Regions from separate parts of the Homo sapiens genome. Here region 2 is linked to region 1. The links are chromatin loops, found by intact Hi-C in ENCODE. Cell type or tissue: endothelial cell of umbilical vein. All regions are shown on one strand. Links, peaks and the distances in the headings refer to the core of each region. The heading gives the core; the rest is flanking DNA.

Region 1 (10,970 bases), core at 1,169-9,168:
GGATGAAAATGCTATAAGGCCTACAGAAAACAAATAGCAAAATGACAGAAGTATGTGCTTACTTAACAGTAATTGCTTTAAATGTAAGTGGCATAAGCTCTCAAATCAAAAGACAGAGATTGGCAGAATGAATAAAATACGTGATTCAAATATATGCTGTCTACAAAAGACTCACTTTAGATCCAAAGATACAAATAGATTGGAAGTGAAAGGATGGAAAAAGATATTTCATGCAGATAGTAACCAACATAGAGAAAGTCTGGCTATACTAACATCAGACAAAATAGTCTTTAAGTTTAAAAAGTTTACAAGGGACAAAAGAACATTATATATTAATGAAAGTTTTAGTATAGCAAGAAGATAGATCAATTATAAACATTTACTCACCTAATCACAGATCATGAAAATATATAAAATAAAAACTGACAAAATTGAAAGGAGAAATATAGTAGTATAATAATAGAGACTTCAATATCTTGGTTAAGAGGGTGTTGTTTAATTTCCACAATTCTGTGGAATTTTCCAGTTTTATTTCTGTTATTGATTTCTAACTTCATTCTCTAGAGATGAGAGAAGACATTTAATCAGATATCTATTTTTTTAAGTCTATTGAGACTTAATGTGTAGCCTAATATGTAGTGAATCCTGAAAAACATCCCAGATACAATTGAGAAGAATGTGTACATTGTTGTTGGGTAGAATGTTCTGTGTGTGTGTGTGTGTGTGTGTGTGTGTGTGTGTATATATATATATACACACACACACACACACACACACACACACACACACTATATATATATATTAGATCTAATAGATCTGGTTGGTTTATTGGGCTGTTTAAATCCTCTGTTTCCTTACTTATTTTCTGTCTGGTTGTTTCATCCATTATTTTTTATTTTATTTTTTGGAGACAAAGTCTGCCTCTGTTGCCCAACCTGGAGTGCAGTGGCATGATCTTGGCTCACTGCAGCCTCAGCCTCTTGGTCTCAAGCAATTCTTCCACCTCAGCCTCCCAAGTAGCTGGGACTAAAGGTGCATGCCACCATGCTCAACTAATTTTGTTTATTTTTTGTAGAAACAAGGTCTCAGTATTTTGTCCAATCTGGTCTCAAAGTCCTGGGCTCAATAGTTCTCCCTTCTTGGCCTCCGAAATTGTTGGCACTACAGGTGTGAGCTACCATGCCCAGCCTAGTTTTATTCATTATTGAGAGGAAGAATCACAAGGGAAATTAGAAAATACTTACAGATCAATAAAAGTGAAAACACAACATACCAAAATTTAGGGGACACAGCAAAAGCAATCCTGAGGGAAAAATTTATAGTTATATATGCTTACACTGTAAAACAAGAAAGATCTCAAATCAGCAACCTAACTTTACAACTTAAAGAACTAGAAGAAGAAGAATAAATTAAACCCAAACTATCAGAAGTAAGGAATTAATAGATTAGAGCAGAGATAAACAAAATAGAGAATAGAAAACCAATGGTGAAAATCAATGAAATCAAAAGTTAATCACTTAAAAACATCAATAAAATTGACAAACATTGGCTAGATAAACTAAGAAAAAAGGGAGAAGACTCAAATTACCAAAATCAGAAGTAGAAGTGGGGACATTACTACTGACTTTATAGAAATAAAAAGGATTATAAACGTGTTATGAACAATTATACTACAAAAAATTGGATAACCTACAAGAACAACTTCCTAGCAACAAGAAGAAACCTACCAAGACTAAATCATGAAGAAATAGAAAATCTGAATAGAAACTTGTGAGAATATTAAATCAGTATTCAAAATCTCCCACCAAAAAAAAAAAAAAAAAAAAAAAGATCTGGACCTGATGGCTTCACAGGCAAATTCTACCAAACATTTAAAGAAAAAAATAATAGCAATCTTTCCCAAACTTTTTTTAGTTGAAGAAAAAGAAACACTTCTAAATTAATTTTAGGAGGACAGCATTTACTTGATATTAAAGTCAGACAAAGAGACTGCAAGGAAAGAAAACTGCAGACCAATATCCGTTGTAAATATTGATTAAAAAATCCTCAACAAAATACTAGCAAACCAAAATCTGCAGCATATTAAAAGGATTATATACATAGCAACCAAGTGAAATGTATTCCTGGCGTCTAAGGATGGTTCAACACATGAAAATCAATCGATGCATTATACCACATTAACAGAATGAAGAAAAAAACACATACTTATCTCAATTGATGCAGACAAAACATTTCATTAACTTCAACACCCTTTTATGATAAACAAAAAACACTTAACAAATTAAGAATAGAAGAAAACTACCTCAATATAATAACAGCCGTAATTTAAACAAAGTAATCATTATACCCCGTGGTGCAAGGTTGAAAGCTTTTGCTCTGAGATCAAAACACAAGCATGTCCTTTCACCACTTGTATTCAATACAATACTGGAAGTTCTAGCCAAAGCATTAGGTAGGAAGAGAAAATATTAAAGGCATCCAAGTTGGAAGGAAGAAGTAAATTTATCTGTTTGCAGATGAGATGATCTTATATGTAGAAAACCCTAAAGATTAACCTCACATACAAAACTGTTAGAACTAATAAATGAATATAGTAAAGCAGCAGGATACAAAGCCAACATGCAAAAATTAGTTGCATAAAGACTTATACAGTTACCCAAGTTAAACTATAAAACTTTTTTTTTTTTTTTAAAGTAGAGATGAGGTCTTGCTCTGTTGCCCAGGCTGGTCTCGAACCCCTAATCTCAAGCAATCCTCTCGCCTTGCTTTCCCAAAGTGCTGGCATTAGAGGTGTGAGCCACCACACCCAGCCTAAACTATAAAATGTTGCTGAAAGAAAGAATACATAAATACATGAAAACACATCCCATCTTCATGGATAGATTGGAAAACTTCATATTGTTAAGATGTCAATGCTCTCCAAAGTAATGTAAAAATTCAGTGCAATGTTTTTCAAAATTCCAATGATTTTTTTTTTCATAAATAGAAAAACTCATCCAAAAATTCAAATGGAATTCTGAAGGGACCTCAAATAGACAAAACAATCTTGAAGAAGAACAAAGCTGGAAAAATCACAGTTTTCTATTGGAAAACTTACAACAAAGCTACAAAAATCAATACAGCGTGGCACTGGTAAAAAGACAGACATACAGGCTAATGGAATAGAATACAGAGCCCAGAAATAAACCCTAACACATATGATCAAGTGATTTTTGACAAGGTGCTAAGACTATTCAATGTAGAAAGAATACTCTTTTCAACAATGGTGCTTAGAAAACTGGATTTTCCCATGCAAAAGAATGAAGTTGGGCCCTTACCCAACACTATATACAAAAATTAACTGCAAATGCATCAAAGACCTAAATGTAAGATCTAAACTAATAAAACTCTCAGAAGAAAACATAGAGCAAAAGCTTTATGACATTGGACTTGGCAATGACTTCTTGGACTTGACACCAAAGGCACAGACAGCAAAGGAAATAATAGACAAATTGACCTCATTAAAATTAATTTTATACATCAAAAGACACTAGCAATGGAGTAAAAATGTGAACCACAGAATGGGAGGAAATATTCTCAAGTCATATATCTGATACCCTTATCAGAATATAATATTTAGAATATATAGAAACTTCTGTAACTTACAACAAAAAAAGCAAACAACCTGATTCAAAAATGAGCAGAGTACTTGAATAGACATTTCTCCAAACAAGATATACAAATGGACAATAAGTACGTGAACAGATGCTTAGCATCACTAATCATTAGGGAAGTGCAAATTAAAACTACCATGAGATAACGCCTCACGCTCATTAGAATGACAAATATCAACAAGACAAAACAGAAAATAACAAATGTTGGTGAGGATGTGGAGAAACTGAAACCTTTGCACCATTAATGGGAATTTATGTGATACAGCCACTGTGGACAACAGTATGGCCATTCCTAAAAAAATTAAAAATAGAATCATTATATGATTCAGCAATTCCACTTCTGAGTATATACCCAAAATAATTGATAGAACCCTAAGAGATATTTGTACACTCATGACCATAGCAGCATTATCCACAGTAGCTAAACCATGGAAGCAACTCAAGTATCCATCAGTGGATGTGTGGATAAGTAACTATGGTGTATACATACAGTAGACTATTATGCAGCCTTAAAAAGAAGGAAATTCTGATTCATGCTAAAACACTGATGAACCCTGAGGACCTGCTAAGTGAAATAAGCCAATTACAAAAACACAAATGCTGCATGATTCCTTTTACATGAAGTACTTAGAGTATTCAAAATCATAAACACAGAAAGTAGAATAGTTGTTTCCAGGAGTTTGGGGGAGGAGGAATGAGGAGTTATTGCTTAATGGGTATAGAGTTTCAGTTTTACAAGTTGAAAAGAGTTATGGAGATGGATGGTGGTTATGTGGCATAACATTATGAATGTATTTAGTACCACTGAATTGCATACTTAGAAATGGTTAAGATAGTATTTATGTATGTGTATTTTATCACTAAAAAATGGAAAAAGAAGTTCTAGAAAGAGTGAGTAGGGAAAACAGAGGGATGAAAATTATCAAAGCTGTAATAGAAGAAAATTATTCAGAGTTTTAAAAAAGACACAAATCTGCCATTTGAAAAAGCCCACAAAGTACTGAATGGGTGAGAAAAAGATCCACCAACTTATCCTAGTGAAATTTCAGAAACTTTTGAAGACTTTGTAAAGGATATGGAGAGAAAGATACTATTCATTTATATAATGAATAACATTACTAAAATTTGACTTTGTAAATGCCGTTTGTTTCCCAGCAATAATGAACCAACTATAGATGAGATTCTAAAGATTGATTAAACATATACAGGAACAAAATACAAATATGATCAGGGCCCCTGCATTAATCTGTAGGGCTGTGCACTGCTAAACTCCAGGAGGCACTGTTCTCCAAGGAGGCAGTAGTGCAGCTGCCCTGAATGTAAAACAATCCCACTGATGGGCTAGTGTTGGACAACATGCAGGGCCTAAATTGGAAACCAGAAGTAGAGGCTTAGTATACTACTGAACAATTAATTCAGGAACCTATACAAGAGCTAAAAGATTGTGTGAGCATGTGTGTTAGCATGTTTGTGTGTTCATACACACGTAAAATGAAACTCAGGAGAGAAAAGGATATCTTTTGTGTACTGAATATCTTGTACTGGGAGTGAGAAGATACTATCGAAACTTGAGTCATCAAAAAATAGAAGTATAAATGTATATCAGTCACAGTGGAGAGCAAAAAGGAAACCATCAGAACTAAAAACAGAAACTGGGAAATGGTATAAGTGACAGGGAGTAGGACAGGGAATGTAACTTTTAGTATCGTTTGAATTTTAAAAATATATGTATTATTTTGTAACAATAATAATAAAAGTAGATCAATCTGTTTTTTTAACCACATCATTACTGTACAATTACTCGGTTGCCCGGTGACTTTTCAGAGGAGCATATGCAAATCATATGCAGAGCAAACAGACTCCACATCCCTTCAGGACTATTTATGCCTCATGCTTTCTTTGACTGTAAAAAAGTTGAGGCATAGGGTGCTATTTTGTATTCTAATTGTGTGGACAAATTGTCAGTGGACTACATTTCCCCCGGGGTATGGAGCTCTCTTTGTCCCCCTTGGATATTGGCGAATGTATCTCAGATATAATCGACTACTAACACTTCAAGATCTTTATTACATATTGATTCCTTAAATACATAGATTTTATTTGAGCCTTACAATAATTCTGTGACAATTCAGAGCAGGTGTTACTATCTTCATTTTCTAGAAAAAGTTAAGCAAGGTTAAGGTGTCTCAAGTCATTGAGAAAGGGAAAGAGCCAGCACCGGTCTTCCTCTCCCTGCCCCATATGGTTTCTTAAGGTGATGGAGATTAAGTAATATTAATGCATACAGGCAGCTTTTAAAAAATGTGAAAAACACATTACCAAAGAGGAAAAAGCAGCCACTACAAACAGGAAATCCTTGTAAATGCCTCAGCTATAACCTTCCTCACCCTGAACTCTTGTTAAAATTGAACAATATGGTAGTTAAAAATGTGTCTCACAGAAAGGACTTTTGAAGGGAGCTGCAAAAGTAAAGAGAAACAAAAAGAGGAAGAAAAGTAAAAAGCTTTCCTTAAAAATGTGGAATTCCATTTAATTGCTGTGCTTGCCTGGGTCCTACGAAGCATCTTATGTTCTGAGTCCTATATTTCAAGTGCTTGCCTATGTCCTGTAAAGCGTATTCTGACTCAGAATAAAACAATGTAAAAAACAGCCTATGATTAATCTTTCCACTTGATTCTGACATTTATTCACCCTTTCTTCCTATGTGCAGAAGTGGAAGTGGGCATATGTGTGACAATGGGGGGAAAGCGGGATGAATGGCAGGGGTTAGAATAAGAAATGTAACTTATTTTTAATGTCATTTGAATTTGCTTAATATGTGCATATATGGAAGGGTTGATTAAACTATAGATAGGAAAGCATTGACCAAAGGGCTCTTTTCTAGAATGCCGTCTGACTCCTTTAAAGTTAAAATATTATTAGAGGACCATAAATTTAATCAGGAGTTTCTGGGTATATTCTGCTTTTCTTCTTCTATTAGAAATTCAAAGCTCTGCCTTCACAACACAAAACCCTTGACTTAAACATAAAAATTTTTAGATACCTCAGAGGCAGGACATTCCCTTTTTCTTGGCCCACCTGGCATCAGTGTGAATGTTTGGTGAACCTTGTCCAAATTCTGGCTCTTCCCATATTGATTCAGTTTCTATCTGCTAGAACAAGGTGACCTGCCAAGCTGTAGTGAACAAAATACGATGACTCACATGAAGTTTTTTCTTTTATTTAAACAAGTTAAGTGCAAAGACCATTGATAAGAGCAATTTTTAGCAACCTTGTTATCAGCTTATAGTGAGGCAGTCCCTCTTCCTTCCTCCCCTTTCCACCCACCCCATAGTCGTAAAACCCTCACCAGAAACAATTTATAAAGCTTTTAAAGACAACTTTCAGGTTTGAGTGTTAGTATTTAAATGTGGAATTACTTTGAATTTGAGGCGCTTAGCCAAATTGTTACTAAAATATACTCTTTTTCTTGGCAATTACCACTGTAGACAATGTAGAGTGTTTATTTCATGTGTACCTAGCCATAAATGAATTCAAAAGTAATTTAACTTAAAGCTTTAACTAATTCTTTTAATCCCAATAACATAAAGCACTGTGTTTGGATCAGGAATCATCTTATATAACTGGCATTTAATAGGCATGACAAAATATATAATAAAGAAGTATATAACTTTTGTTGCATCTACATTAAATACAAATGAAAAATAATGAGGCTTATTTCTTCCATAGATCTCAGTGTCTTTGGAAAAAATGGACAATCAATAACTGCTGTAATATAACAGCACGATTCTATTATTTTCAGAGCTCTATAGTGAGATTAATAGTACTATTTTTAAAAATCAGAATGTGACTTTATTAAATCCCAGAAGAATGTACATTTAAGAAAAAGGGATAGAAATATCACCAAATATCTTTTCTGTATTGAATATAGCAGTCTGAATGTCACAGTCTTTAAACCTTTTTCTTCTTCCCTGAATTGCTATATCTGGTAATTTTGAAATATGAGTTAGAAACAATCAAGCTCATACCTAATGGATATCAATATTCCAGTTAATGTTTGTCCCAATGTTTTTCTCAAAGACTTAAGAAAAATGAAAATTCTATTTGACTTACGCTTATAGCAGAGATGGCTAACAACATAAAATTAATGCTATGTCTTTCTTAGTAGCTTTGTCTTGTGGCTGCCCAGCCAAAACCAACTTTTCTATACTTACTAGCAGTTAGGAGAGGCCATGTGACTAATTTCCACTAATAGAATGTGAGAGGTAGTGGCACCTGTTACTTCTGGACCCAGGTAATTAAACAGCTGGTGTGGTTTTTGCATCCTTTCTCTTGCCTCTTCCATCAGTTGGATGTTGATTTCCATGGCAACCTCTAAAGCCATGTTTTGGAGAACACATCACAGCTATCAACTTGGGTCTCTATATGACTGCATGAGACAGATGCATCGTGGCCCCAGCAGCAGACCATGAGCACCTGTGCTGGACTGTTGCATGAGCAAGAAATAAAATTCAATTGTATTAAGCCATTAGAATGTTGGGATTTATTTGTTAAAGTGCTAATGTTACCCTATTGTGCTATCCATTTTTTGTGCTATCCATTTTTCTTATGCTTGTATAAAACATTTATTAAGAGAAATCTTGTTAATCTCAACATTACTTGTTCATTGCAGAAAATGTTGACTATGTCTTATACTGACACAACAGCACAATTCTATTATTTTCCTATGAAGGTTTGAAATAATGAAATTATTATTTCAATAATAGAGGTTTGAAAATAAAATTAAAGCAAATCAAAATGACATTAACTGCCAAAGTTTTATTACATTTATTTTTAAGCACTGTGAAAAAATGTCAAGTTGTCAAGTTTCTGGTGTTTTATTCTTGTAATCCTAGTTAGAATATAGTTTTATCTTTGTCACACATGAGCATGACATTCTCTTATCTTCTCTTAAGCTCATGAGTGTGAATTAAGTAGCATATGTCACCATTCCCCAAAATCTTTTAGGATTACATTGTTCACATCTGACTCAGGAGAATAAACACATGAAATCACATTGAAGTCTTGTTGAAGTAGTCTACATGTTTGTTGATAAATAGAATTCCATGAAACATATCCTTTTAAAAGAGCTAGGCCCTTTAAAAAATAGAATTTTCATTTTTCTTAAGTCTTTGAGAAATACCTTGGGACAAACATTAACTGGAATAATGATATCAGTTAGGTAAGTAGATGGTTTCTAACTCATATTTCAAAATTACCAAGACATAGCAATTCGGGGAAGAAGAATTCAAGGAAGCTAGGCCCAGACAAGCTTCTGCTGTCTTCAGATCTATCTCAAACAATTTAATTAGTATCACTAAAAATATGGCCAATATTCTAGGCAATGCAGTTTACTTCTCAGTTTAACAACAGAGATTCCAAGTGATTAATAGTCAATAATATAGACCTTTTCATTCATTTCTTAATATCTAAGAGGGTTAGTGAAATATATTATTATTAGTATTTTCTTCCTTTAGTATTTTTCTCAGCAATATGTACTAATCAGATGGTGCTGGAACCTCCCCTTGGGCAAAATTTTGAGCTATACAGAGCATGAAGTTTCACAGTGATATCCATGTGTCTTTCACCTAGAAAGAGCTGGTTAAAAGAAAATGCAAAGGATCTGAGACTTTACCCTGCTTGCTAATTAACTTAATAGCCTACCACAGTTCCACAGAGGCTGGCAAGAAGACATGAGGCTCCTGATTGGGAGACAAGGACATTATCACGACACAGTAAGCAGCATGAACTTCATGTTTACATTGATTCTCACTTGCCTGGCTTCCCACAGGGTTGTCATGGAAGAGACCCAGAGGGATGCTGCACATGTGGTGGTGGTCTAACACAAAGAAAAGATAAATGCTGGAGGTGAGGAGTACCCCAATTACCTTGATTTAATCATTACACGTTGTATGCTGGTATCAGCATATCACATGCATCCCCAAAATTTGAACAACTATTATATATCCATAGTACTTAAAAATAAAAAATTAAAAAATGTAATATACTAGACAATGAGCTTTACAAGTGTTTTGATACTTTCCTCAGGTTTTTCTTCTCTTTGAGCATATGGCTTGAGATAGTTGAGAACATGAGACATACTAGCACCCATATTTCTTTTGTTCTCTTTTTAAACATGAACTCTAGACCCATTTCATTTTCCTCTACTTATATATCAGAATAAGTTACAGAGGAAATAAGATCTGAGAGCAGATGGGGAAGACAAAATTTAGGGTGCAGGAACAGAAGTAGGAACCTTGGAAAGCGGAAAGGACCCAACTACATCTGTAATCTCTTTTTTGATATTGGCTTTTTAATATCTGCCTGTAAGCCACACACACACACACACACACACACACACACACACACACACACACACACACACCATCTTGTCTATTATCTTACTTAGTAGACTCAATTATGTTTATATCAAGAATTAAGTGTATTCTGGCCGAGCACGGTGGCTCATGCCTGTAATCCCAGCACTTTGGGAGGCCAAGGCGAGTGGATCACCTGAGGACAGGAGTTTGAGACCAGCCTGGCCAACATGATGAAACACCATCTCTACCAAAAATACAAAAATTGGCTGGGCGTGGTGGTGGGTGCCTGTAATCCCAGCTACTCAGGAGGCTGAGGCAGGAGAATCGCTTAAACTCGGGAGATGGAGGTTGCAGTGAGCTGAGATTGCGCCACTGCACTCCAGCCTGGGTGATGAGTAAAACTCTGTCTCAGAAAAAAAAAAAAAAAAAAAAAAAAAAAAAAAAAAAAGGGTATTTGTTATAGTCTGTATGTGTAACATATTTTATAATTTCCTTTATTTTATTTAGCAGACAATTTCAATTCCAGGTGAAGTCAGGGTAAACAACTTTTCCAAGTTAAGATAGTTCATCTCTTATGAGTAAATAACTTTCAGCAATTTAGAGCCCTATTTTGGCTGTGCCTCCTGCTACCATAGGCTGGTCCCTCCCTGATCCTTCTTTCCAATGTGCAGGAGGAGGTTGCATCCATCCTCATGTGGCAGGAGTTGAGGGCACTTTCCACATTCTTGATGTTCTTTGCTTCGGAGGGGTTGGTTTGGTCCCCAGAGGCCCTATACTGGTGTCCTCTGAGATGTGGCTGGTTATACCTAACCTTGTTGAATATTTCGCTGGCATTAACTTCTAATGTATCACTTCTTGCCAGTTGCCTCAAGGAGTAAAGTCCCTAGGCTGTGTAGCTTCCTTTTCCCAATCAGAGTCCCCTCTAGGTTTTTGTGGCCTCTCCACATTTCCCCACTGA
Region 2 (10,970 bases), core at 1,014-9,013, 160 kb after region 1:
GAAGTTGAGTAGTGTGATGCCTCCACCTTTGTTCTTTTTGCTTAGGATTGCTTTGGCTATGTGAAAAAGCCCATCATTTTTCTACTAGGAAAAAGTACGGGACAGAAAGGTGTAATCTGACATTTATAAAGATTCCAAAGCTGTCTAGACAATGCTGAAAAATTTCCATATAAGCAACATTCTTATCTGAGAGTGATAATACTTTCCAGAAATCAGTACTTTCTCGGATACTCTATGTTGCTGTTTTCATACAGTAAAGCCATAAGTTTGATAGACAACACAGAGTGCTTGAAAAACCAGAAAACTCCCATTCTGTGACATAAAAATTAGAAAAAGATAATTCCATAGTATAACTATTTAGATGTTGACAGGGCATGGATTTTATTTATAGTTCAATAGAAGCCAAATACCTGGTTTGGAATATGAATGATGTACAACACACATACACACACATGCTCATACACTTAATCCTTGATAAATAAATAACTTATGTAGATATATTAGTTTTCTATTGCTGCTATAACAGATCAGTGCAAGTTTGGTGGCTTATAAAAGACAAATGTGTTACATTACATTTTGGTAGGTCAGCAGTTCTTCACAGAAATAGAAAAAACAATCCTAAAATTTATAGGAAACCATAAAAGGCCCTGAATAACCAAAGCAATCTTGAGCAAAAATACCAAATCTTGAGGCATCGTATGATTTGATTTCAAACTATACTACAAAATGATAGTAACCAAAACAGCATGGTACTGGCATAAAAATAGACACACACAAACCAGTGGGACAGAATAGAGAAGAATAAATAAATCTATGCACTTACAGCTAACTGATTTTCAACAAAAGTGTCAAGAATACACAATGGAGAAAAGTCAGTCTCTTCAATAAATTGTACTGAAAAAATTGGATATCCACATGCAGGAGAATAAAGCGAGATCCTTATCTTTCACTATATATTAAAAAAATCAATTCAGAATGGATTAAAGACTTAAGTAGGGGACCAAAAGTGATCAAACTACTAGGAGAAAACATGGGGAAACATAAGGCAAGGAATTTTGGGGTAAGACCACAGAAGCATAGGCAACAAAAACCAAAATAGACAAATGGGATTACATAAAACTAAAAGGCTTTTGCACAGCAAAGGAAAAAAAAGATTGAAAAGACAATCAACAAAATGAGATGAAATATGTGCAAACTATGCATCTGACAAAAGGTTAATATCAATATAGAAGGAACTCAAAAAACTCAACAGCAAAACAAAACAATAAAAAAATCCAATTAAGAAATGGGCAAAATACCTGAATAGATATTTCTCACAAGAAGACATACAAAGGCCAACACGTATATGAAAAAAATGATTAACATTAGTAATCATCAGGGAAAAGCACATCAAAACCACAATGAGGTACCACCTCACTCCTATTAGAATAGCTATTATCAAAAAGACAAAAAGTAACAAATGCTGTTGTGGATGTGGTGAAAGGGTGACTCCTACACATTGTTGGGAACAGTGCATCCACTGCAGAAAACAGTATGAAGATTTCTTTAAAAATTAAAAATAGAACTACCATATGATCCAGCAATCCCACTACATGGTGTATATTCAAAGGAAATGAAATCAACATGTCAAAGAGATTACCTACATTCCCATGTATATTGCAGTACTATTCTCAACAGCGAAGATATGGAATCAACCTAAATGTCCATGAATGGATGAATGGATGAAGAAATTGTGGTGTGTACACACACACACACACACACACACACACTGAAATACTATTCAGCCACAAAAAAAGAATGGCATTCTGTCATTTGTGGCAACATGGAAGAACCTGGAGGACATTAAATGAAATAAGCCAGGCACAAAAACAGAAATACCGTATCATCTTACTCATATGTAGAATCTAAAGAAGTTGGTCTTGTAGAAGTGGAGACTAGAATGGTGATTAACAGAGGCTAGGAGGGAAGGGGACAAGAGCACAGGGAGAGATTGGTCAATGAGTATAAAATTACAGTTAGGAGTAATAAGTTCTGTTCTATTGCACAGTAGGGTGACTATGGTTAACAAATACTGTATATTTAAACGTAGCTGAAAGACAGAATTTTGAATGTTTTAACCACACAGAAATGATAAATGAATGAGGCTATGTATATGCCAAATACCCTGATTTGATTTTTACACAATGTATGCATGTATCAAAATGTCACCCTGTACCCCATAGATAGGCACAATTATTATTTGTCAATAAAAACAAGAAATTAAAAAAAACAGAAAAAAAGAAGTCCTACAGGGATTTCACTAATAATGGGATATCAAACATTATATGCCTTCTAATGTGATACACAATATTGTACACAGCATCACCCATGGAATATTCTTGTTCAAAATGCTTAATTGGAATTTAATTCAGCCTACAGTTTTAACCTCCAATTTATAGGAAATAATGGTGATACAGGATCAATTTAAAGGATACCACAAAGAACAGACAAATCAAGACTATGTAAAATTCTGCAAGACAATTTGGTCTCATTGCTAAGCCTGTATCATGGAGGAAAAAAGGAAAGGGAATGGAAATTGCTTTAGATGAAAAGATAACATAACAGTCAAAGACAATGCATGGTATTTGACTAAATCTTGGTTTAAAAACTTATTTTAAAAAGCCTATAATACATTTTGTGGAGGGAAGTGGCAATATTTAAATGTGGCCTGGTAAATATATAACATTAAGAAGTTCTCTAAATTTGTCAGATGTTATAACAGCACTGCTAATAGGTAAGAGAACACTTATTTTCTGGAAATGTATGCTAAAGGGATTAGTTTGAAGTATAATGTTTGTAATTTATTTTATAATGGCTCAGTAAGAGGTGACAGCATGCTAGCAGCCCTCGCTTGCTCTCGGCGCCTCCTCCGCCTTGGCGCCCACTCTGGCCGCGCTTGAGGAGCCCTTCAGCCCGCTGCTGCACTGTGAGAACCCCTTTCTGGGCTGGCCAAGGCCGGAGCCGGCTCCCTCAGCTTGCGGGGAGGTGTGGAGGGAGAGGCGCGGTTGGAACCGGGGCTGCGCACGGCGCTTGCGGGCCAGCGCTAGTTCCGGGTGGGCGTGGGCTTGGCGGGCCCCGCAGGCCCGGGGCAGTGAGGGACTTAGCACCTGGGCCAGCAGCTGCTGCGCTCGATTTCTCACTGGCCTTAGCTGCCTCTCTGCAGGGCAGGGCTTGGGACCTGCAGCCGGCCATGCCTGACCCTCCCTGCCTCCCCCCACCCCCGTGGGCTCCTGCGCGGCCGCAGCCTCCCCGAGGAGCGCCGCCCCCTGCTCCAGGGCGCCCGGTCCCATCAACCGCCCAAGGGCAGAGCAGTGCGGGCACACGACGCAGGACTGGCAGGCAGCTCCGCCTGCAGCCCCAGTGCGGGATCCACTGGGTGAAGCCAGCTGGGCTCCTGAGTCTGGTGGGGACTTGGAGAATCTTTATGTCTAGCTAAGGGATTGTAAATACACCAATCAGCACTCTGTATCTAGCTCAAGGTTTGTAAACACACCAATCAGCACCCTGTGTCTAGCTCAGGGTTTGTGAATGCACCAATCCACACTCTGTATCTAGTTAATCTGGTGGGGACATGGAGAACTTTTGTGTCTAGCTCAGGGATTGTAAATGCACCAATCAGCACCCTGTCGAAACAGACCAGTCAGCTCTCTGTAAAACAGACCAATCAGCTCTCTGTAAAATGGACCAATCAGCAGGATGTGGTTGAGGCCAGATAAGAGAATAAAAACAGGCTGCCCCAGCCAGCAGTGGAAACTAGGTGGGGTCCGGCTTCCACACTGTGGAAGCTTTGTTTTTTTGCTCTTTGCAATAAATCTTGCTGCTGTTGACTCTTTTGAGTCCACACTGCCTTTACGGGCCTGTAACACTCACGGCAAAGGTCTGCAGCTTCGCTCCTGAAGCCAGTGAGACCAAGAACCCACTGGAAGAAACGAACAACTCCAGACGCACCGCCTTGAGAGCTGTAACGCTGACCGCGAAGGTGTGCAGCTTCGCTTCTGAGCCAGCGACACCACGAACAAACCAGAAGGAAGAAACTCCGAACACATCTGAACAACAGAAAGAACAAACTCCGGATACTCCGCCTTTAAGAAGTGTAACACTCACCGCGAGGGTCCACGGCTTCATTCTTGAAGGCAGTGAGACCAAGAACCCACCAATTCCGGACACATCGAGACAAAACATATATGGAAGAAACAAATATGCAAAATGTTAATGAGGTAGGAGGTCTATGAGTAATATTGTTCAATCTTTACTTTTCTGTACTAAACGTTTCCATGTTAGTGAAAATTCTAAACATTTAATATGAAAGTACATATATATATAAAAGTTAATTGCAGTTGTCTGCAGGAATAATTAGAAAAAGGAAAAAGTTTAAGAAATAAATGTCAGCTTTATTCAGCCTAATCTTATTTTTCTTTATTCTAGGAGATAGACTTAAAACATTTTTTTCTCATCTTTTTTTTTTTGAAGATAGATAATTTCTAGAATCAAAATAATAGAGTCCCTATTACATGATTTAATTTTTTTCTTCAGAACATCCAGTTCTTTTCAGTCTGCTCTGGGTGCTCATCAAACCTTATGCAATCTATGTATTGGGCTTCATTGTGTCGTAGGTGAACAACCAGTCTCAATTCTTGATAGGGAGAGTATGTCTCAGTGATTCATTGTGTGACAAAGTTGCCAGTACAAGAGACTACCTGGTGGTCAGTAAGCTGCAGACCAAGAGTAACTTAAAGGACTCCTCCGGACTTCAGCTCAGTCAAGGATATCTAACACTGTTTTGAGGCACCTACCTGGTCTTCTTTCTCAAGGAATGTTATTGTTGCCAAAGCCCTTGTAAAGACAGCTATAAGATACTTTGAGTTCTGTCAGGCATTGCAGAAGTTGTTGGAGACCCCTGGTGGCAATATAAAGGATAAACAGCTCACTGCAAAGTTTGATGCTAGTATGGAAAATAGTATCAATGGGAAGAGAAACTATTCTCTCTTAGCCTCCTTTTGCTTCTCTGACATTTCTATTCTTTCTCCTGCTGTTTCAAAAATTTGTTATTCTTTAAAGATTTTTCCATGCTATTCTCATTTATACATGTTCCCTGAGTGATCATACCCATTCACCAAATCATACTTTCAGCATGGTTTTCTCCGTTGAGTTTCATGCCTGTATTTCCACTTCCTTGCTACTTATTTCTATATATAGATATCTCTTAAACTCAACATTACAAAAAGGCACTAATTGTCTATGTTTTCTAATTCTATATTTCCTATCCAATGAAATACTATCACAATACAGCCAGGCTAGAGGGCTTATACTTCAAGGTACAAAGAGTATGGCACACTTACCAGGTGTGAGGCACAGGGGTAGGTGCTGGGATAAGGAAAAGAAAGTCACATCTTAGAGCAGAGTGAGAAAACATATCCTTTAATGTGATAGAGGAATACAGGTAGTGCTTTGGAAGTTCTGAGGAAGGAGACCTAACTCAGACTGAGATGGAAAGATTCAAGATGAAGAACTCTTAGAAGAAATTACTATAAAGCTGTATTGTAGACAGTAAGAATTTGTCTGTTATAATCTGAATTTTACTCTCCCCCCAAATTCATATATTGAAGTCATAGCATTCAGTAACCTTGAATGTGTCTGTATTCTGAGATATTGTCTTTAAAGAGATAAGTTAAAGTGAGGTGAGTAGGGTAGGCCCTAATTTCATATGAATGGTGTCCTTATGAGAAGAAGAAATTTGGACACAGACATGGACAGAGGAAATATGTGAAAACACAGGAAAACAGCCATTTACAAGCCAATGAGAGACCCCATAGAAGAAATCAACTGTGCTGACTTGTTTATGTTGGACTTCTAGCCTCCAGAACTCTGAGAAAATTTATGTTAAGTTACCCAGTCTGTGGTACTTCATTATGGTGGCCCTCGCAAACTAATATAGTCTGATTTCTTTTTCGAGGTAATGGTAAGACTGTTCTAAGCAGAGGGAAGAAAATATGCAAAACAAATGGCCATCAAAGATGATAGCTTACTTGAGAAACTAAAAGTAGTTTGGCACTACCGGATCACTGGTCATATAGTGGGTAAGGGCCGTCGAAAATTTGGGGTAGTGAGATCTGAGAGACCAGATTATGAGAGGCATCATGTGCCAAATTAAATGGTGGAAATTGAGGTGGCAGGAAGGGGAAGACATGGAATTAAAGGAAGTAGTATTAAAGGAGATCTCATACATTGCAATTGGTTTTCTCCAATCAAAGTTAATCATGGGTGTATAACTCTTAGGTCTCTGTCTAGCCCAGTTTTCTATGTTAATGACTAGTAGTATTTCATGATAATTACCAATTGTCTAAGAGATAGAGAAATACTTCCAAGAACCTCATTAATTTTTTTCTCTCACAAGATGTTTATTCCCTCTGAGCAAACTAAATATTACTTTACTTAATTTTATATCATTATGCTTTCCTCCCTTATTCTAAGCTTCTTCTCTTCAGTGTTTGTGTTTTATTTTTAATTTTTTAAAAATTAATTAATGAATTTATTTATTTATTTTTGTATTTGAGACAGAGTCTCGCTCTGTTGCCCAGGCTGGAGTGCAGTGGCGCGGTCTCGGCTCACTGCAAGCTCCACCTCCTGGGTTCACCCCATTCTCCTGCCTCAGCCTCCTGAGTGAAAGCAACCTCCGCCTCCCGGGTTCAAGCCATTCTCCTGGCTCAGCCTCCGGAGTAGCTGGGATTACAGGCATGCGCCACCATGCCTGGCTAATTTTGTATTTTTAGTAGAGACGGGATTTCTCCATGTTGGTCAGGCTGGTCTCGAACTCCGGACCTCAGGTGATCCACCCACCTCGGCCTCCCAAAGTGCTGGGATTACAGGCATGAGCCACCGCGCCCAGCCAATTTTTTGTATTTGTAGTAGAGACGGGGTTTCATTGTGTTAGCCAGGATGGTCTCGATCTCCTGACCTCGTGATCTGCACGCCTCGGCGTCCCAAAGTGCTGGGATTACAGGCATGAGCCACGGCGCCCTGCCTAGTGTTTGTGTTTTAATAATATCTAGAATAGGTTACTGCAAGTCTGTTGAGTTACTGCTTGGATAAGCTGGATTTAGCTAGAATATTGCAGTCACACACCACATAATGGCGTTTCAATCAAAGAGGAGCTACATATATAATGGTGGTCCTATAAGATTATGATGGAGCTGCCCTATACAGGTGTACCTTTTTTTTTCTTTTAAACCGTATTTTTACTGTACCTTTTCCATCTTTATGTATGTTTAGACACACAAAAACTTGTCATTGTTTCGCAGTTGCCTACAGTATTCAGCGCAATAACATGCTGTACAGGTTTGTAGTCTAGGAGCAATAGGCTATACCGTATAGCCTAGGTGTGTAGTAGGCTAACCCATCTAGGTTTGTGTTAGTGGACTCTATGATCACATGATGAAATCACCTAAGGATGCATTTCTCAGAACATACTCCTGTCGTTATGTAATGCATGACTTTACTTTTTAACATCAATATATCTCTATTTCTCAAGCCTTAATATTTATTTTGCTTCTTTTTAGTTACTGTTAACTTTCCTAAAATTTAAAGTATGGATGATTTATCTTTGTTTTCCTTTTTGTCATCTTCCCTATTATCTTTTAATACTTGACTCTCTTATGGATAGAATAGAATTAATTGTTACACTGCAACAAAATGAGATACAAGTTTCATGAAAGCAATGGCCGTACCTGACTCGTTCATTGATATGTTCCCACTGCCTGATAGAGCGCCTGACACAGGGTTGATCATACATTTATTTTAAAGGAAAAATAAAATTTACTGCATGTCTATTTGCTTCCAGCTATGTATCAAGAAATCTTTATGAGGCCGTTCTTAAATTAGAACAGTACTTTAGAATCCTCTGGGGAATTTTTTCAATATACACATGTGCTAGTCCTACCTCAGATATATGGAATCTGGATTTGTAGGGGCAAGGGTAATGGAGGGATGTAGACATAAGTATGGTAAAAAAGCTTCATGATGTTGATATCCGTCACTGATAAAGGCAAACATTGTTATTTCTTTCACCTCAGTTAAATTCCTCCTGACCTGAGTCAAAGGATGAAGAAATAATATTAGGCAGTGAGAGGCATGTTTTGGTGTAGGGAATGTTGCCTTAAACCCCTGGGCACATTCTTTAGCTGTCGGTATTCATAAGACTGGCCTCCACTGAGATCAGCATGCCCTGTATTATTGTCTTAAAGAAGTAGCTCTGGACGGGTGGGAAGACCACTAACTTAGAATAAAAATCCTAGGGCTTTATTTTAGTATTCACACTTAATAGGTTTGAGATCTCAAGCAAAATAGTTTTCTGAGCTTCAGTGCCCTCACCTATAAACTGAGAATAATAACATCTATTTGAAAATGTAAGTAAATACGAGCATTTGAATACTGAATTGTTCTGATTAACTTTGGTACTTGAAGAGTATTACTTATCTCTCTGACCTTTAAGGCATATGTTTTGCTTTAAAGGCATAAACTAAGTGGCTACTCGTAGAAGAAAAGAGGGGTGAAGTTTCTCACAGACAATTTCCAGAATTAGCTGTCCTCATGACTAAAATGCTAACTGATTTATCCTTCTATAACTCAAATCAAGGATGCAGCTGCAATGGCTTTTGGTGATGACTTTCTTAACCACCTCTTTAGGACATGACAGGTTTCTCTGCTGTGTCTTTTGAGCCCTTCATACAGTAGCAGCAAATTGATGGTTTTTCATCACTAGAGATTTTTGTTCTCTGTCTTGGTCAGGAAACTTTTCATGCCAAGCAACTGAAGCTGCTGAAGTTAGTTTGCTGTAAACATGAGGAAATAATAGAGATTACAGGGAATACCGTGGGGCTTAAGGATAAGCGGTGTTATTGGGCTTCATAAGGGCCTTGGATCAAGAGCTGGAAAAACCATAGGAGCCTAGAAATGTCATAAAACACCAATATCCTACAGGGGTGCAGTGCTTTGCAATGATGGCTCTTGTTTCAAATAGGAAGTATGAGACACTGAAGAACAGAGAAGATGTTACATAAAAAGCAGAAAGGGCATATAAAATTTTGAATATTTGTCTAGCTATAAAAATATGCTTTACAATCTTATTTTAAAATTTACTTTGAATTTTTGTTTTCTTTAAAAATTAATATGTGTACATTACTTAAGTTTTGGAAAAGAAGAAAAAATAAATCCCCATATTTTTATCATCTTGGCACAATAAATATCTTTTGGAGTGTTTTCTTATGACTTAACTCTAAATGGGTCACTAACCTAAATGGAAGAACTAAAACCATAAAATTCCTGCCTGACCAACATGGAGAAGCCCCATCTCTACTAAAAATACAAAATTAGCCGGGCGTAGTGGTGCATGCCTGTAATCCCAGCTACTTGGGAGGCTGAGGCAGGAGAATCGCTTGAGCCCAGGAGGGGGAAGTTGCAGTGAGCCAAGATCATACCACTGTACTCCAGCCTAGGCAATTATTGATTCAAGGTTACCATGATAGGTTTATGCATATCAAAGTTTAAAAAAAAGGGCCTATGTGCCTATGGCTAGTGAGCAAAACTGGCTAGCCATAGGCACAAAATTGAAACTGGACCCCTTCCTTATACATTATACAAAAATTAGGCCAGGATGGATTAAAGACTTAAATGTAAAACCCAAAACTATAAAAACTCTAGAAGAAAATCTAGGCAATACTATTCAGGACATAGGCAAGGGTAAATATTACATGACAAAAACATCAAAAGCAATTGCAACAAATGCAAAAATTGACAAATGGAGTCTAGTTAAACTAAAGCACTTCTGTACAGCAAAAGAAACTATCATCAGAGTGAACAGACGTGAGTGAATGGGAGAAAATTTTTGCAATCTGTCTTTCTGACAAAGGTTTAATATCCGGAATCTACAAGGAACTTTAACAAATTTTCAAGAAAAAAGCAACCCCATCAAAAAATGGGCAAAGGACATGAACAGACACTTCTCAAAAGAAGACATTTATGTGGCCAACAAACATATGAGAAAAAGATCAACATTACTGATCATTAGAGAAATGCAAATCAAAACCACAATGAGATACCATCTCACACCAGTCAGAATGGTGATTATTAAAAAGTGGAGAAACTACAGATGCTGGCGAGGCTGTGGAGAAATAGGAACACTTTTACACTGCTGATGGGAATGTAAATTATTTCAACCATTGTGGAGGACAGTGTGGCGATTCCTCAAAGATCTGGAACCAGAAATACCATTTGACTCAGCAGTCCCATTACTGGGTATATATCCAAAGGAATATAAAACGTTCTGTTATAAAAATACATGCATGTGTATGTTTAGTGCAGCACTATATACAATAGCAAACACATGGAATCAACCCAAAGGCCCATCAATAATAGACTGAATAAAGAAAATGTGGTACATATATACCTTGGAATACTATGCAGCTATAAAAAGGAATGAGATTATGTCCTTTGCAGGAACATGAATGGAGCTAGAAGCCATTATCCTCAGCAAACTAAGACAGGGAAAGAAAACCAAACACCACATGTTATCACTTAGAAGTGGGAGCTCAACTATGAGAACACATGGACACGGGGAGGGAACAACATACACAGGGACCTCTTGGGGGAGGGTTGGGGAAAGGAGAGTATCAGCATAAATAGCTAATGCACGTGGGGTTTAATACCTAGGTGATGGGTTGATGGGTGCAGCAAACCACCATGTTTGGTGCACAAGTTGACCTATGTAACAAACATGCACATCCTGCACATGTATCCTGGAACTTGAAATTAAATTAAAAATTTTAAAAACAATGACCCAGCACAAAATGGTTCCAAAGAAGATTCCCCCAAACATAGTGAATATAAAGTAAATCACCTTCCATGATTCTGTAACTGGTGGGTGACAACACATGAAT

The links. A loop is a pair of places that touch in the nucleus more often than their neighbours do. Peaks named below come from ENCODE experiments on the same cell type or tissue, not always from the same donor. Only the 100,000 strongest peaks of a DNase experiment are listed, where the experiment ranks them.
Region 2: it touches region 1 in a loop (2.8-fold over the local background); 6 of 110 quality-filtered maps call a loop at or near these places.

Annotation. Positions count from the first base shown.
Region 1 is chr7:116,335,681-116,346,650 of GRCh38, reverse strand. LOC124900233 (a long non-coding RNA gene) reads right to left here and starts at 9,438. Exons shown (of 3, transcript XR_007060487.1): 1 at 9,357-9,438; 2 at 6,732-6,828. LOC105375463 (a long non-coding RNA gene) reads right to left here. Exons shown (of 7, transcript XR_001745336.2): 7 at 9,443-9,531. In endothelial cell of umbilical vein, for the core only: a CTCF peak has its summit at 4,928 (motif pointing right); DNase peaks (open chromatin) are centred at 5,070, 6,190 and 6,830; H3K27ac peaks cover 3,211 bases.
Region 2 is chr7:116,174,365-116,185,334 of GRCh38, reverse strand. No RefSeq gene overlaps it. Among named protein-coding and RNA genes, the nearest start is that of TES, 31 kb to the left of the region's middle. RefSeq lists an enhancer at 1-186. In endothelial cell of umbilical vein, for the core only: CTCF peaks have their summits at 4,730 and 4,929 (motif pointing left); a DNase peak (open chromatin) is centred at 4,824.